2 separate regions of the Homo sapiens genome follow, and region 2 is linked to region 1. The links are chromatin loops, found by intact Hi-C in ENCODE. Cell type or tissue: heart right ventricle. All regions are shown on one strand. Each heading gives the region's core, and the rest is flanking DNA. Links, peaks and the distances in the headings are about the cores only.

Region 1 (8,350 bases), core at 331-8,330:
GTTTTTAACTGTCTTTACTTTCCTGTGATTATATCTTTTACATGATTTTTTAAATTCAGACAACAAAAATCTTTCACTTCTCTCTGTTGAAAGATTTAAGTGGTTTGTTTACCAAGTTTGGACAAGTCTTCCATTTCTCTGAGTGTGTAAATTCAAGAAGAGGAGAGGAAAAAATATCACAGGGCTGTTTACTTTCCACTTCTCTTTCTCACATCATCTTCCAATCTTCAGCAGCCATGGCCATGACGAAGCTAAGTTAAAAAACTGAAAACCTAGTTGAAAGACCATTTTATACAAGACCATACTGACCCCTAAATAACCTTTAAATGAAACACCATAAATCTTTTTTGTTTTACCAATAGCAGACAGAGTATTCTTGTTCCTATTTGAGAAGTAAGGGAAGTCCTAAGAGGTTATTTAGTACTCCTCTGAGGTGTTTTCTCTATCCTCTGCCTTTAGGAAACTGATACTGTTTGAATATTGGTCTAGTCCCTCCAGCTATTTAGACACCGGCTTTACACACGGAAGCTAATGGAACCCACTTATTTAACTTGACAATTTAACCTCTTCACATGGACCTACTGTTTTTCTTACACTCATACGTTATATTCAACTCCTTTATACAACAAAATTCTTTTGATATTCTCCGGTTTCATTAAAAGAAACCTGCTCCATAAGGATGGGACTTGTATTCCCTCCTTTCCTCCTCCTCCCCTTTCTTCTCCCCTTTCTCCTCCTCCCCCTCTTCACCTTCCTTCTCCTCTTCCTTTCTCCTCCTCCTTCCCCCTCCTTCTTCTCAGCATTTAATTTGATGCCTGCCTCTATTCTTGGCACATAGCAGAGCTCAATAAATGTTTATTTAATGATACTTTATGCTAGTAGTCTGCTAAGAGTTCCAAGTTTCCTACTACCCCAATCTGCTTCTTCTGTTGGTTTCATAATACTGAGTTATTCCTTTCTGAAATAGCTCAAAGAAACTCTTTCTAGGTAAAATTTTTCTTTGAAAATAAAACTTCCTTTCTGATAAATGTTTCCACTTTCGAAACCAATATTTTATCTAAGCCTGAGCAAAATTTCCTCTAGGCCATGCTTATAGGTATATAGTAATATTATTTTGTTTAAGCTGAATCTAATTAATCTGAAACACATGAACTTTTAAAGAGACCAGACTTTTTTGTTTATGCATATTATATATGTTAAAAGAAATTTTAGCCAGCTAAACATTGCATATGATTTAAACAGTATATTTTTTCCATATTAGGGATGGATTTAGTACAGTTTCCTCTTTTTACTTGACCCAATGTAAAAGATAAATGAACAAAGATGAAGAATAATATACCTCATGAAACTAAGTAACATTCTGGATAATTTGCCATGCAATAGCCTTAGCCTTACTCAAAAGAGGAAGGAGAAGTACTACACTTAGGTGCCCACTTTCATCTGCTCTCTTACGTAGGGCTTAGCGTTCCCTCCTAATAGCACTACTTCTGCCTTAACAGTTACAGTGGACCTAAGCTCCCTAGCAGTGGGGATCTTCCACTTGTTTTTACCACCTTCTAGGGAGCTTAGAAAGAGAAGGTTTTGGCATCTTTCCCTGTCTTCAGCCTCCGGTGTCTCCCAAAGGGTACTACAGTTTCAGGCAGTACAAAGTAGTGGATAAGTATATTCAGTTTGGAGACAGTTGTGTCATTGTTAGTTTACCCTTAATATCTTCACCTTCATGAATTTAAAGATTTAGTGGGGTGTCCAACATCATCTAGTCTGATGCCTTTATTTTATAGTGAGGAGACTTACTAAGGGTAAAAACAGTCGTAGCTTATTATGTGGGTGACAGTGATCAGAGGTGACAGAAACAAGACTTTGAGTCTGAACACCTTGACAACCCATTATCAGTTTCATCAACCTACAATGAATACTTCTATGGAAGGTTCCACATGATTATTTTCAATCTTAGACTTGTATTCCTTCTAAGAAAGATATGAGGCTATAAAAACTCTTTCTTTGTTATTCTTTCTGGTTTGTGTGGGACTTTTGATTCTGTTTTTCACCTCTCCTCTTCTGTTTCCCTGATGTTTTACAAAGGGATCTTACAATTTAGTGGTAAGATTTTGTTGGAAAGGCTGGATTCAAACATGAGCGACTGTCAAAACTTTAATGACAGGTATGAAATGACGCCAACCTATCAGAACATGTGTTGGCCATTGTATTGTTCTTTGGGTCCCTGCTGAGAATCAGTCCTGGTTCAATGAGTTACTCTAATCTTGAAAGCATCTACTTTCTTGCTTTCCAGATATTCTGGAAATATAATCTAGTCATTTTTCCTACTGAATTGCCTGTAAATGATTAGGGTTTTCATTAATCATTGCAGTATCTACTTGGAGTAATGTATTTTTAAAAAATAATGGTGATGCTCATAAAAATATATCAACTTAATCTTGCAACTTTACATGATTGAGAATAGTTAAAAATTAATTACACAATGAGTTTGTTCCCTGGAGATGTATGACAACTTCAAAAGCTGAAGAAAGTATGATGGATGAACTCTTTTATAAAACGACATCAAAATCTGCTTCTTTCTTTTGCTTCCCCAATTCATAAGGTCATTAGGAAACTGTTGTCACGTTGAGTGCCAAATTTGCAAAAATTGTCTGTGCAATGTCTTTAGAGTAAGAAAAAAAGACAAATTAGAAAGCTGTATTTTGATGTCATCTCTCCTAATTCTGTCAAAGTGTTTTTCTTCCAAATAGCAGATTACTTCATCCTAAAGGCTTGATAACCATAAATGTAATCAGCTTTGCCACAAATGTTTTCAAAATGAAATGCCTTTTTTTTTTTTTGGTTGTCTTTTTTGCTTTGTTTTTTTATCAGGGGAAAGTGGAGAGGAGAAGCAATTGGTGGTGAGTTGAGGAACTGGTGTTTTCTGAGACACTGAGCATTTCATAGTCCAGAGAAATTCACAATTAGGTGATAGAATGTGCTCCCAGACCACTGTCACTTACACTGGGAATGTGATGTCCTCCTGGGGAATGTTGGGAAGGCACTTGCAAAGCTATTTTAAGAGGCGTTTGGAACTGTGAGAGGACAGGGAAGTATAGGAGAACATGCCAGAAGCCTTGTTTGTAAATACTGTATTCTCTTTAGGGGCTACTCAGTGGCAAAATCAAACAGATATTTTGCCAGACAATAAAGCAGCTCATCTTTACTTCCTAAGAGAATTCCACACTCAGTGAAGATCAAAACTTACAATGAAAACATTTTAATGAATCACAGAAAATCAGTTTTTCTGTTTGTTTGGTTGTTGGTTTTGTGTCTTTCCTGGTGTGAGCTCCCCAAGCTTACAGATGAGCTGATGCTACTAGTTGGTACCAGTAATCCATCAGAAGACAGATGAAACTTTGTAAGAGAAACTGTATTTGATAAAGCTGAAAGCTAACTTGCTTCAATCTTTTTAGAAAATGTTTTATTCATCTTCATAGAGACCCAAAGGAAAAATAATTTGGACAGGGATGGCAATTCTGTGACAGTTTATCATCCCTCCTTAGCAATGGACCAAAGAGAGAAACAAATAGGAAGTCAAAAATTTCCTCGTTTCCTGGTCTGTGACAACCCCAAAGATTCCAAAGAGAGTTGGAGAATAGCTTGCTTGCAAAAGTGAGCAGGTCTCACATACTCCCTTCAACTCCATCTCCTAAAAAGTAATTTAAATTTCAGGGGTATCATCTGTATAGCCACATAAAGAGGACATTGTCCATATTTAAAACTGAGAAATATCCATCATTCATATCAGTAACATTTTCATCTTATTATTCTGCTTTTTAAACTTACATTTCTGTCCCCCTGCAGTATTCAGTCAGTTGTATACCAAGATCGTGTAAGTGCTTTATAAGTGACAGATATTAATGCACTAGAAATGGTTATTTATTTATTCTTCAACATTTATTTCTGCAGACTTAGTTACATACAGGTACTATACTAGACATCTAGGATACAAAGGTGATTCATCATAATTCTAGCCTTTACAGTCTGTCCTGAGAGATTAGATGAGGAAAAAACAATGATATACAATACACAGGTGATAAATCAGAGACATTAAAACTCCTTGAATCACAGGGAAAAATTAGACTAACCCAGCTGGATCTTGGTTTAATAAAGCACTAGAGAGTCAATGGGGTCTTACTGGATTGAGGGGGGAAGAGGAAGAACTTAGCAGAAGAGGGTAGAGCATGTACCAACACATAGGAATGGAACATTCAGAGTCCCGTACGTTATTCTCAGTAGCTACAGCCTAGGGTGGTTTTGGGGAAATGGAAAGGAAGGCTGAAACATAGATTAGGCCAGACTATGAAAGAGTCAGTATGGCATCCAAAGGTCTATACCTATCCTGTTGGCTAGCATGAGCAAAATCTGTCATCGAAGGGAAACATTTTATGTTTAAATCATATGCCCTACACCATCCTATTTCATTTGACATTTACCTAAAAAGGTAGTAAAAAATCTGGGTAGAATCACAGGTAGATTGTTAGATTGGTCAAATGGCAACATCTAGCTTATGATGTCTGCCAAAATCATAGTACCTTGTGGTAAGGAAGTGGGTCCATGAAAACACCGAGTGATAGTTCTCTAGTTTTATGTGACTTCTCCCCATTCATAACTTCAAATGGTCTGGGCTTTGGGTAAACAGTAGGCTCATTCATATGTGTACAGTAAAGCAAGTACCCAAAGCACTGAAAGAAGCCAAAAATTTACACCATTGCTTTCTGACTCCTCTTTGAGAAGAAGACTCAGATTCTTGCCACTAGTGTACTTCAAAGTGTAATTTCTTGTCGATCTAAGGCAAGGTGTGTGAAACACAGTGCCTGGACATCATCTGGTATGGATTTAGGAAACTTGATTTTATGTAGCGGTTCTAATTGAAAAATTCTGAGCCAGGCACAGTGGCTCATGTCTGTAATCCCAGCACTTTGGGAGGCCAAGGCAGGTGGAGTATTTAAGCCCAGGAGTTCAAGACCAGTCTGGGCAACATAGGAAAACTCTTCTCTACAAAAAATACAAAAAAAAAATCTAGCCAGGTGTGGTGGTGCACACTTGTAGTCCTAGCTACCTGGGAGGCTGAGGGGGAGGATCATTTGAGCCCCCAGCAGGTCGAGGCTGCAGTGAGCTGTGATTGCACCACTGCACACTACCCTGAGCAACAGAGTGAGACCCTGTCTCAAAAAGAAAAAAGAAAATAATAATTCTATAGCCCATCATGCCTCAAACATACCTAGTGGATTAGGTGTCTCAGTTGGGGTTTCAGAATGTATGTCCACCACTTCATCTTTCTGTAAGATGTAGGCCAAAGGATACAATGTAGCAAATATGTAGTTGAACAAGTCAAAAGATCTAATGTACAGCATGAGGACTATGGTTATTAACAGTGTATTGTATTCAGGCTTTTTATGAGTAGATTATAGCTGCTCTTGCCATAGGGGCAGTGAGACTGCATAACTCTGTGAGATGATGGCTATGTTAATTTATTCTACTATACTAACCATTTTATTATATGTATATATCTTATAACATCATGTTGTATATCTTAAATATACACAATAAAATGTATTTTAAAAATGCTTTGCTTAAAAAACCTTTACAATTTGCAAAGGATTAATGTATCCATCACCTTATTCGCTTTTCACAAAAAAAAAATCCCACAGGATAGTAACAACACATTGAGGAAATTTAGAATTGTCAATCTCTGGTGACTTGTCCAAGGTGACACAGCTTGAATGAGAATCCAGATGGCCCAACTCTTATACTCTTGGGTTTTTCATCCTTCCTTACAGTGATAAGGATGAAATCTCACTGTGCCATTGCCTGAAATACCCTGAGTGTCTGACAAAAGTTAACTGGCACCTCACCCACAATTAATTCTCCAGAGAAGTGAGTTAAGAGTGATGAGTCTAAACTTGTCTCTTGAATCAACTCACCCTCAAAGAACAGATAATTCATTGTGAAACTCAAAACCTCACTGACCATGCCTCAGAAGAATTATTCCATCTCCCTCCTAAGGAAACCAAGCGTTCTCTCAGAAAAGGAGATAAAGAAATTTCTGCTGCTGGATCTCTGTGAAGCAGTTCCCCCTTTTGGGAAACTTAGGGTTTTATATATTTTTTAAATTTTACTTGAAAATGTCTTGTGATCAAATGTGTCCCCATTTTACATTTGAAGAAACAGATGTGAAGAGAAAAAGTTCTCTCTCCTGGGAGGCACTTTGATGGCTACCTTTGATTACCGAGAAAACCTCAGCTCGGGAATCTTTGGGAAGGCAGAACTGGAGGAAAACTCTCTCTAGGATTTTCAAATCCTGAGGGTTGAACATCAGCTTTCTCCTGTGAGCCCTGAGGGGAGCTCTCTGGGATTTCCTGACAGACTCCACTTTCCTCAGGGCTGAATTAACAATTCCCATTCTTTTTGCTTCTTTCCCCTGGCTCTGCCAGATGTGTTACTTTGCCCTGCAATATTTAAGCAGGAGAATTTTACCTGGGAGCTGCCATGCCCATCGAGTCGTAGCTTAGTCCATGGACCCCTATCATGAAACCTAAGAAAGGCCTTATTGTCTTAAAATAGATAGGAGCCAAATTCCCCTCTTCCCTGTGATGTCTGCTAAACGTACATGTCCCTGCCCATTGCTGCGCTGGGGAAAGGAGAGATACCATACTTCTAAGCACCTTTCTGATTTAATCCTTGCTTCAGCCTATGGGAAGCAGTTGACCTGTTGTTGTTGGAAGCTGTGAGAATTCAGCGAGAAATATTTTAGCAGGTTTTCAGAAAGGAATTACATATGTGAATAGGAATAACATTTTTCAAGTCACACCAATCATCAGCATTCACCCTGTTGGGCAAAAGGTCTCTGTGGTGGGGAGTGAGTTTAAGAAATGAGGGATTGGCATTTTCAGCTCAGGCTGTGTGTTGATGAGCCCTGTGCCTCATGATTCCCCTTAATTTAACATGGAGGATGATCTATTTTATGTCTTTCAGTGGGAAACCCTAAGAAGAGTTATTCTTGTTAATAAAACGAGTCAGGAACTGCAAAAAGAATATTGGCGTGCTTGTTCCAATTAAAAGTAATTACCAATTCAATCACGCCTGTAATCCCAGCACTTTGGGAGGCCAAGGCAGGCGGATCACGAAGTCAGGAGATCGAGACCATCCTGGCTAACACGGTGAAACCCCTTCTCTACTAAAAAATACAAAAAAATTAGCCGGGCGTGGTGGCGGGCACCTGTAGTCCCAGCTTCTTGGGAGGCTGAGGCAGGAGAATGGCATGAACCCGGGAGGCGGAGCTTGCAGTGAGCCGAGATCGCGCCACTGCACTCCAGCCTGGGCGACAGAGCGAGACTACATCTCAAAAAAAAAAAAAAAAAAAAAAAAAAGTAATTACCATTTCAAAAAAGAACTTTTCTATCAATCATGTAGCTCAATTTGTACTGTCTCCATTTCTTCCAGAATTATTGTTCTTGAGTGTTGGTGCAAAATTCAGTATTGGTGGATAGGTGATTTCTGAGAGAAGGGCTGGCATTGTGAGGTTGCTTGCTCAGCCTTCACTGGATGGCTGGTGCTTGGTGAGTGGCTCTAAGAGCACTGGGGGAACCACTTCTTATGTAAGGGTCATTTGACTTTGAGCTCCTCTTGAGCTAAGGAAGAGAACAATCCCTTTATACTGGTTAACATTTACTGCTTTCACATTTTTTTCATCTATTGATCCCTCTACAATCTGGGTGAGGTGGGCATTATTACTGATATCCAAATGAGGAACAAAAGTATTTAAGGGTTTCCCAATCTTAACTGAAAGTATAAGACAGAACCAGGACACAAATCAACTTTTCCAACTCAGATGCACCACACCTTTCCACAAAGGGTGATTCTCAGGACATAACCCAATCCTGAGGTTTCTTCATTTCTAAAATGTGTAATACCAATGCCTGCAATTACTTTGAAAAATTACTCAAGAATAAAAAGAAATAAATTTGGAAACATTTTGTAAACACATAAATGCTATACATATGCGGTGTACTAAAATGATAATCACTATTTGCAATGATTTAGATTCAGATAGAACCTCCAACTCTATTCATTTGGTTTGTTTAGCTATTGCGGACTGTTGCGGGAATGTTGTTTTTTTCTCTATGTTGAGTATATTTTAAAATTATGTTTAAATTCGTTAGACTTAGTTATTCCTGTTGGACTCAGAGATATTTCACAAATATAAAGCACAGACAGGCGACCTCAGCTGCCTCCTCTGTTGACTAGGATTTTCCAGGGAGGAATAGACTTCTCCCTGCTATAGCACACCTTACCACATTCAGCTGTT
Region 2 (8,350 bases), core at 142-8,141, 260 kb after region 1:
GACAAATCTAGAAGTACTGTCAGATATTTCAGTATCCCCCTATAATTGACATTAAATGCACACAGAAAATTATTAAGCATCTACAGAACTTGAACAGTGCTACCAACTGACTTAACCTAATTGAGTTATAAAACACACAGAACCAGAAACGGAAGAATACACATTCTTTCTGAAAGCACAGAGAACATTTACAAAGATGGACTATATTCTATCCATAAAGTTTAAAGGGTTAATGTATACAATGACATCTGATAACAAGAAAATTAAATTAGAAATCAATAACAGTCAAATATTTAAAAAATCCTCAAATTTTGGAAACTAAATAATTCATAGATAAAAGAAGAAATTGAGAGTGGGTCAAAAATATTTACCAAAATAAAAATTAAAATACAATGTACCAAAATTTATAAGATGCCACTAAAGCAGTACTTATTAATAAGAGGAGAATTTAGGGCATTAAATACTATAAAGGTACCAAATTAATGACTTCACCTTTATTTTAAGAAACTAGAAAAAGAAGAGCTCGAATTTGTGGTAGAAAGGAAAGAGTAAGTACTGGAGTGACAATCAATAAAATAGAAAAGACAAAAGAAAAAATAAATGAAGCCAAAAATTCGTTCTTAGAATGAGTAATAAATGTGATAAACATTCAGTCATACTTACTAGGGAAAAAATGGGAGAAAACATAAGTTAGAAATATCATGAATTAGAAGTGACATCATTGAAGAGTCTACAGACATTAAAAGAATGATAAGAAAATATATTTTTATAGTCTTAACACCATACATTCAGTTACCTAGATAAAATGAACAAATAAATTTCTTGAAAGTCACAAAGTATAAGTGCTCACTGATAACTGAATACATAAATAATGTTAATATATTGATATCAATTTATTAAGTTAGATTTGTAGGAAAAAAAAAAAACTTCTCACAAGAAAAACTCCAGATACAGATAGCTTCACTGGAGAAGAAAACCAAACATTTCAAATAAATAATACCCATTATACACCAACTCTTGAAGAAAATTTAAATGAAAGAAATGCTTCCTGCCTTAGTCTGCTTTGATTGCCATATAAAATACCAAGACTGCATGGCTTAAACAACAGAAATTTATTTCTCAGAGTTCTGAAGGCTAGATAGCCTAAGGTTAAGATGTGAGTAATATAAGATTCATTCTGAGTACTCTTGAGTCATAAGTAGTTGCCATCTCTGTGTGCCCACAAGACCTCTGGACACACAGAGAGGAAGGGAAAGAAAGAAAGCAAATTCCCCCATGTGTTTTCTTATAAGGGCACTAATCCTATCATGAGGGTTCTAATCCTTCTGACCTCACTCTGACCTTAATTACCTCCCTACAGCCCCATCTCTAAACACCATCACACTGGGAGTTAGGACTTAAACAAATAAATTTTGTGAGAACACAAAAGTTCAATTCATATCACTTTCCAACTCATTCTATAAAAATAACATTACCCTGATTCTAAAACTAGTTTAAGATATTACAGGAAAAGCACAGACCAATATCCCTCATGAGTGTAAATACTAAAAATCTAAAGAAACTTAGAGAAAATTGAGCTCAATGACATATTTTTAAAAAGACAATACATCATGATCAAGTGGAATTTATCCTGGGAATGCAATACTGGTTTATCAGAGGATCTGTCAATGCAAATCACCATATTAATAAGCCAAAAAAAACAAACAAAAAACCAAGTTACATATAATAATTTCCATGCAGAAATACTTTTGACCAAATTCAACTTCCATTTCTTTTTTGTTGTTGTTGTTGTTGTTGTTGTTTATTTTGAGAGAGTGTCTCACTCTGTCACCCAGGCTGGAGTGCAGTAGTATGAACACGGCTCACTGAAGTCTCAACTTCTGGGGCTCACACTATCCTCCTGCCTCTGCCTACCAAATCAACATCCATTTCTTAAGTATTTGATAACACAACATATTAAATTAAGTAATAATTTAATTGTACATTAAAAATAACTAAGAGTATAATTGGATTGTTTGTAACACAAAGGATAAATGCTTGAGGGGATGGATAGCCAGTTTTCCATGATGTGATTATTATACATTGCATGCCTCTACCAAAATATCTCATGTACTCCATAAATATATAAAGCTACTGAGTACCCAGAAAAAAATTAAAAATAAAATTTTAAACTTTCAGCAAACTAGAATTAGAAGAGAACTTCTGTAACTTAATAAAGGGCATGTGTGAAAAACTTACAAGTAATAGTTCTACGTAATGACTTTGGATCTGATTACAGGCCTGTATTCCATTACAAAATCCATCTAACTGCGTGCTTAAAATCAGTAAATTTTGTTTTATATAAATGATATTTCAGTGAATCTGGTGAAAAGTTACATTATAAAATCTCTCATGTAGAATGTTATTTTACCTTGCACGCTACTAATCATTATCAGAACATCACCTATAAATTTTTATTGAAAGGGGCTTCTCACCCCCTCCTCCACACACAAACTACTCCATTTTAAAACACAAATCATGACAAATTATTCCTTTCATCAAGAAAAATGGTGTCTATGTAACTTATTCCCAAGTGTTGTAATCTATTTTCTTCAGTGATATCTTCCTGCCAACAATTCATCATATTTTGTTTTCAGACCTTTAACAATGATATAAATTTTATGTATCAAAAATATTATAACAACCCATTTCTACTTATGTGTCAAATCTTTCCTCCTAATTATTTTATTTCTTCCACTTAATAAACAAATGCCCCGGGTTATTACAATTTGCTTTTCCCCTGGAGAGTTTTATACACTTTATTTACACTGCCTCACCAAAATTATTAACAAGAATATCTTATTATTATTACATTATAGTGTCCCCAGGCAGAACCTGAAGTCTTGCTGAAACTAAAAGCTGGCAGAAGCTATTGATATTTTTATACAGTTCCAGGTAAGACAATAGAGAGAGGTTAGCATAAAGAGCTGAAGCTATTTGGGCTTCTTAATGCAACATAGATGAAAAGAGTCAAGAATGTAGTCCCAGCCTACCAAAAAAATAAAAACAAGAAAATTAGAGCAGGTGATAGAAAACCAGGGTCAGAACAAAACTGACAATTAAGGGTTGCAGATAACTGCAAACCAAGAGTCAGAGACTTGAGAGCAATGTCAACAAAGGTAGAGGAATTTGGGACTAATACATCAGCGAATTACTGGGATCTTCAGAATCAAAACAAAAATGAAATAGGAAGCATTCACAAGGTTTAAACTTGAAAAAGTATGTCTGGATCAAAGCATCTATTTGCAGATAATTACCCCCAAGTTTCTGTCTACAATCACTAACTTTAATCAAATGATCCTCTGATATGCCCGTGCTCACATAGGCCTTGCTCTTCTGGCCCTGCAATACTTTGGACCAGAAAACAGATTGATGCAATGAAGGGAGGAGAATCAGAATGAACAGTTTAATTAAAATAACATTTTTAGCTGAATTCTCAAGGTATTTACGTCTAAACCAGATATCTTTCTCTCTTTCTCTTTTTTTTCTTTCTTTCCTTTTTTTTTTTTAGACAGAGTCTCACTCTGTCACCCACGCTGGAGGACAGTGGCACGATTTCAGCTCACTGCAGCCTCTGCCTTCCCAGTTCAAGTGATTCTTGTAGCCTCCTGAGTAGCTGGGATTATAGGCATGTGCCGCCATGGCCAGCTAATTTTTTTTTTTTTTTTTTTTTTTTTTAGTAGAGACAGGGTTTCACCATGTTGGCCAAGATGGTCTTGAACTTCTGACCTCAAGTGATCCACTCTCCTTGGCCTCCCAAAGTGCTGGGATTAGAGCCGTGAGCCATCACGCCCAGCCCCAGAGAGCTTTCTTACTTGAAATTCTTGTTTCTATCTATGCTTTGGCTTTTCTTACCATTTTGATGTGTTCTTGGTATCACCTTGAAAAGCCCTGTTACTGGTTTCTCCTTTCTCATCCCGTGATTCAGCTCCATGGATAGCAGACTAGAGTTGTAGCCTACATAAGAATGTGGCTATAATTTTGCATATCCTTGGCTTCTCACTCTGCCCAGTCTTTATTTCACAGTAGCAGCAATCACATATTGACAAGACGTATTGTTTAGAAGACTTTTCTAAGACTTACAGAAAGTGCTTGCTAGAAGTATGTCTTGGATTATAATATCATTATTAATACAGCAATAGTGTTTAAAGAGTATTCCAGGATTCCAATGAATGTATTTTAGGCAACAGAGTTAAGAGCTCTTGTCCAACTGGGCTTGTTGAACTGTATCTCTAGTCATCATTGTCCCATTTGTTCTTAATAGAGTTATCACTTGAATGAAATGAAATTCTAAGCAAAATAAAATAATTTGAGTTAGGTCAGGAAGAGAAGTTCTGATTTGAGAAAGCTACATAGAGTTCAGAGAAGCTGAGAGAATCTAGAGAATCTCTGGGTTCTTCGTTCTTCCCACTCACTACACAATATACACAGAAATTTACCCTTAAAATTTCATCTCTCACTTTTTTCTTATCATTAATATTTTTTTCCTATTTCACCATTTTCCTGAATTCTGTTTATATTTAGTCTTACTACAGAACTTACTGGCTACTAGGTTGTAATTTAGAAGGACATTTCCTTGCAGATATATTCTGGAAGATGTCACTATCAGCAGCAGAAATTCAGCTGTCCTGACCAATAAGAAACATTCCGTTGGTCTTTGCACAAGAATGTGCCCACTTGGACTGTTTAATGAATTGTAGGTCTCACAAATTGCAGCCACTGTGTCTAAGGAATGTTCTCTCTCATTAAACAAATTATATTATTTCTAGGCCTCCCCCACACTCAAAACATACTCAATTTTCTTAATGACTCTGTAAGACAAGGTTTAGATAATACAGAAGGCATGGATATAGTATGATACTGAGGTCATAACAAATATTCAAAGTGACTCATGGAGTGTTAGCCACAGGGATTTGCCTCCTCTCTGAGGGATTTTGTTTTTGTAGGTTCACTCATAAAGATTAAAAGAAATAGGCAATGGGATAGTAAACTGGAAAATATATTTGAAGACATAATTCAATTTCTATCCAGTGGCAAAAAAAAAAAAAAACCAGCTAAGACGTTATAATATTGTCTCTGCCTTTTAATTCTCTAAGTGAAACCAGACTATCATGTAATAAATCTACTTTAAAGTGATTCTTTTAAAGGTAAAAAGTTGAAGGTAACCACAGAGAAGAATTTTAACCTTATGAGTAATAATCTAAAATGGTTTTTGTATTTATGTCTAAAACGAATGCATTGTCGGAGCAATCTGACCACGCAAATTCCTGTTACTGACGGGCAGAGCTGGGATTCCTGTTGTAAGCCTGATGTGGCTGTCTTCCTCTCCCTGTTCCATTTCTAGAAGTTGTAATGTTAAGATGCCACAATGCCTGCTGATGGTACTAGACAGAGTATTGCAGATGTTCTTTGAATACAAATACTGCCTGCCTCACATACCCGTGAGAATAGCTGCAGAATGGAGGCCATGATTAGAGGATGGAATTCAATGACCATTACTCCTGCTTATGTTATTAATTAGAAACATTCTACACATAAACAAGAGTTTCGGAGGAGCCTGTTATTAATGTAACAAAGAGATCTTTTCAGTATCTGCCATTTACACACACACGGTTCTCAGTGATTCCCAGAAATTGTTAGTAAAATCAAGTTGTTTAGAGCGCATGGCCAGATTTTTCTCATTTCCCAACCTCTGTGCAGAGCATGCTGGAATGAGTTATTGAGGGAAACTCTAAGAATAGAAATACTATTAATTCATGCATGTATAAAGTGCTTAACAGCTTACAAAACACATGCATACCTGCTACCTCATTAATCTTCACAACCATAAGAGATATGTTACTGATATTATTGCCATTTTACAAAGAAGAAAAAAAGGAGGTTTGGGAAGCATAAATAACTTTATAGGATCACATGGCTATTAAAAAGTGGAGTTGGAGCTACCATTTATATTTTTGATTGCAAGTGTGGGGAGTATCTACACTGAACTAAAAAATGACCAGCTAGCTCCAAAATAGAAAATACCTATAATTAGGCATGGTCCTCTCTGAACATAGCAAGTTATCTTTGCTGAATGCTAGATGTACATTCCACGCATAGAAGCAGAGAGGGCATTGGTGGAATTTGGTGCCTCTCCAAGCAGTGCTCCTTAGAATGCGATTCACATATTGGGTTGGTCTGCTGTTCGTAACTGGTCTCAAAGGAGATAAGTGCCAACATGGAGAGTAAGCATTTGGAATGTGGCATGGCAACTTCACAGAGTAAATCTGTATCTGTTGAATGACAAAAAATTGGAGTTTATATTTTGAATGTCCTTTTAAAAAAGTTTTATATTTTGTATTCATTTATGTTTATTGTATTTTACAAAAGGAGCAGCCCACAAGAAATTGTGGGAAGAAAATGGTTCCTCTCCCAGTTTTGCGTGCATGAGAAGCTCCACTTCAGGGGAGACTCACCTTGCCAAACTAGAGAATGCATCTGTGTTCAAATTCCTCAGGGCATCCTTAACAAGCTGTGTTCCACTCCACTGAATTGGCTTCCCGTGGATTCTCTCTGAAGGGCCCCTACATATTGTTTCCTGAGGAAACCTGAGTTTACACCAACATATCCTTGTCTGTAATGACCACTTCTGAAGAGTGGTTGCATTAGTTTTCTCTTGCTGTGTAAAAAGTTAGCCCAAACTCACTGGCTTATAACAACACCCATCTATTATCTTACAGTTTTGGTAGGTCAGAAGGCAGGGCACACATAACTGAGTCCCCTGCTCAAGGCCTCACAAGGTTGAAATCGACATGTTGGTAGGACTGCATTTTCATCTGGAGTTCAAGGTGCTCTTCCAACTCAGGTATGTTGCTGGCAGAATTCAATTTCTTGTGGCTGTAGGACGGAAGCCCTGTTTTCTTGCTGTCAGCCAAGGAGTGCCCTCAGGTCCTAGAAGCTGCCTCAGGTCTTAGCCAAATGGAGCTCACCAGAGGCAGTTCACCACATTTGTTTTCTTCCAAAGGAGTGGGAGAGAGATTCCAGTGTGTGACCTTCTTTTAAAAGGGTTACCTGATCAGGTTAGGCCCACCCAGGACAATCTCCCTTTTGATTAGCTCAAAGCCAACTGATTAATAGCCTAATCAATGACCTGGTATCCTGTTATGTTCATTGGTCCCAACAACAGTGAAACCGAGAAGATTATACCTGGCATGTATGTTCAGATGAGAATTTAGGGTGCATTTTAGAATTCTCACTACCACAGAGGTCGACACTTGATAAAAAGACACAAGGAAAATGCATTGCTCTATGAACTTGTCTTGCTACTCTCTTTAAAAAGTTTGCCTGGTAATACTATTAATTAAAATGTGTTACATTTCATTTATGTTGAACTTCACTGATTCCATTCCAGACTCTGCCCTCAATTTCAGAGAAGGAAGAATCATCTGTCTTAAGAGGTGTTTTGATCTTAAAATGCCAAAACAACAGTCTCTAGAGCCTTCATGAATCAAATTCAGACCCATCAATGCTTTCTACTGTGGCACTGCCAGATTGCTGGAATTATACTCATTACATCCAGCAGTTATGGGACTATGGGACTGTAAATGGAATAGAGCACATAATCTTAGGATGAGGTCAGGAGAAGTCAGACTTTGAAACTAACAAAATGGACACATAGTACAATGCATGACAGCATCTGTAACACTTCTTGGAGTGAAGTCTTTTAGATAATTTACTTTGGAAACTAAGGCACCAAAACCAAGATAAAATGAAATAAACTACAATCTTAGAAATCATAATAGTTCTGTCACTAGGTAATGTTATAACAGGAGGTTTGAACATGAATAAAAAATGCTGGAGAAGAAGTCATCAAAAATTAGAATTTTGCAGTCTCCAGTACTATTTAAAGACAATGAAACTCAAAATCATTGACTTAAAAAAAGAAAGCAATACCTGTGGTGGTTACACACAATATGAAGGAGTATCACTGAAGCTTAATAACTTTTCTCTTAATACCATTCAATTCTGTTCATTAGCAATAGGCACTAGCATTTATATGGTACTTTCAAAAAGAATATTTCATGTTTTTATAGACACACTTCAATTTATTCTAAGCTTAAAGTGTCAAAACCTCCTTCTCATGATGGTTTGTTTTGTCAAGTAGATTGTCTTAGTTAAAAAAAAAAAAAACAGACAAAAAAAGCAAGCAAGAAAGGTACTCTATGCAATAGTTAGAACCCTTTGGTGCTGCAACGAACAAATTTCTTCTAACTAAATTAAAGTGGCATTCACAAAAAGGATGACAAAGGACAATTCTTTTTTTTTTTTTTTT

Evidence for each region. A loop is a pair of places that touch in the nucleus more often than their neighbours do. Peaks named below come from ENCODE experiments on the same cell type or tissue, not always from the same donor. Only the 100,000 strongest peaks of a DNase experiment are listed, where the experiment ranks them.
Region 2: it touches region 1 in a loop (2.6-fold over the local background); 4 of 110 quality-filtered maps call a loop at or near these places.

Annotation. Positions count from the first base shown.
Region 1 is chr7:136,881,662-136,890,011 of GRCh38, forward strand. The region is part of intron 2 of CHRM2 (cholinergic receptor muscarinic 2); the gene reads left to right. Among named protein-coding and RNA genes, the nearest start is that of CHRM2, 17 kb to the left of the region's middle. In heart right ventricle, for the core only: no CTCF peak of the experiment used is centred there; no DNase peak of the experiment used is centred there; H3K27ac peaks cover 4,359 bases.
Region 2 is chr7:137,141,384-137,149,733 of GRCh38, forward strand. The region is part of intron 1 of LOC349160 (a long non-coding RNA gene); the gene reads right to left. Among named protein-coding and RNA genes, the nearest start is that of PTN, 200 kb to the right of the region's middle. In heart right ventricle, for the core only: no CTCF peak of the experiment used is centred there; no DNase peak of the experiment used is centred there.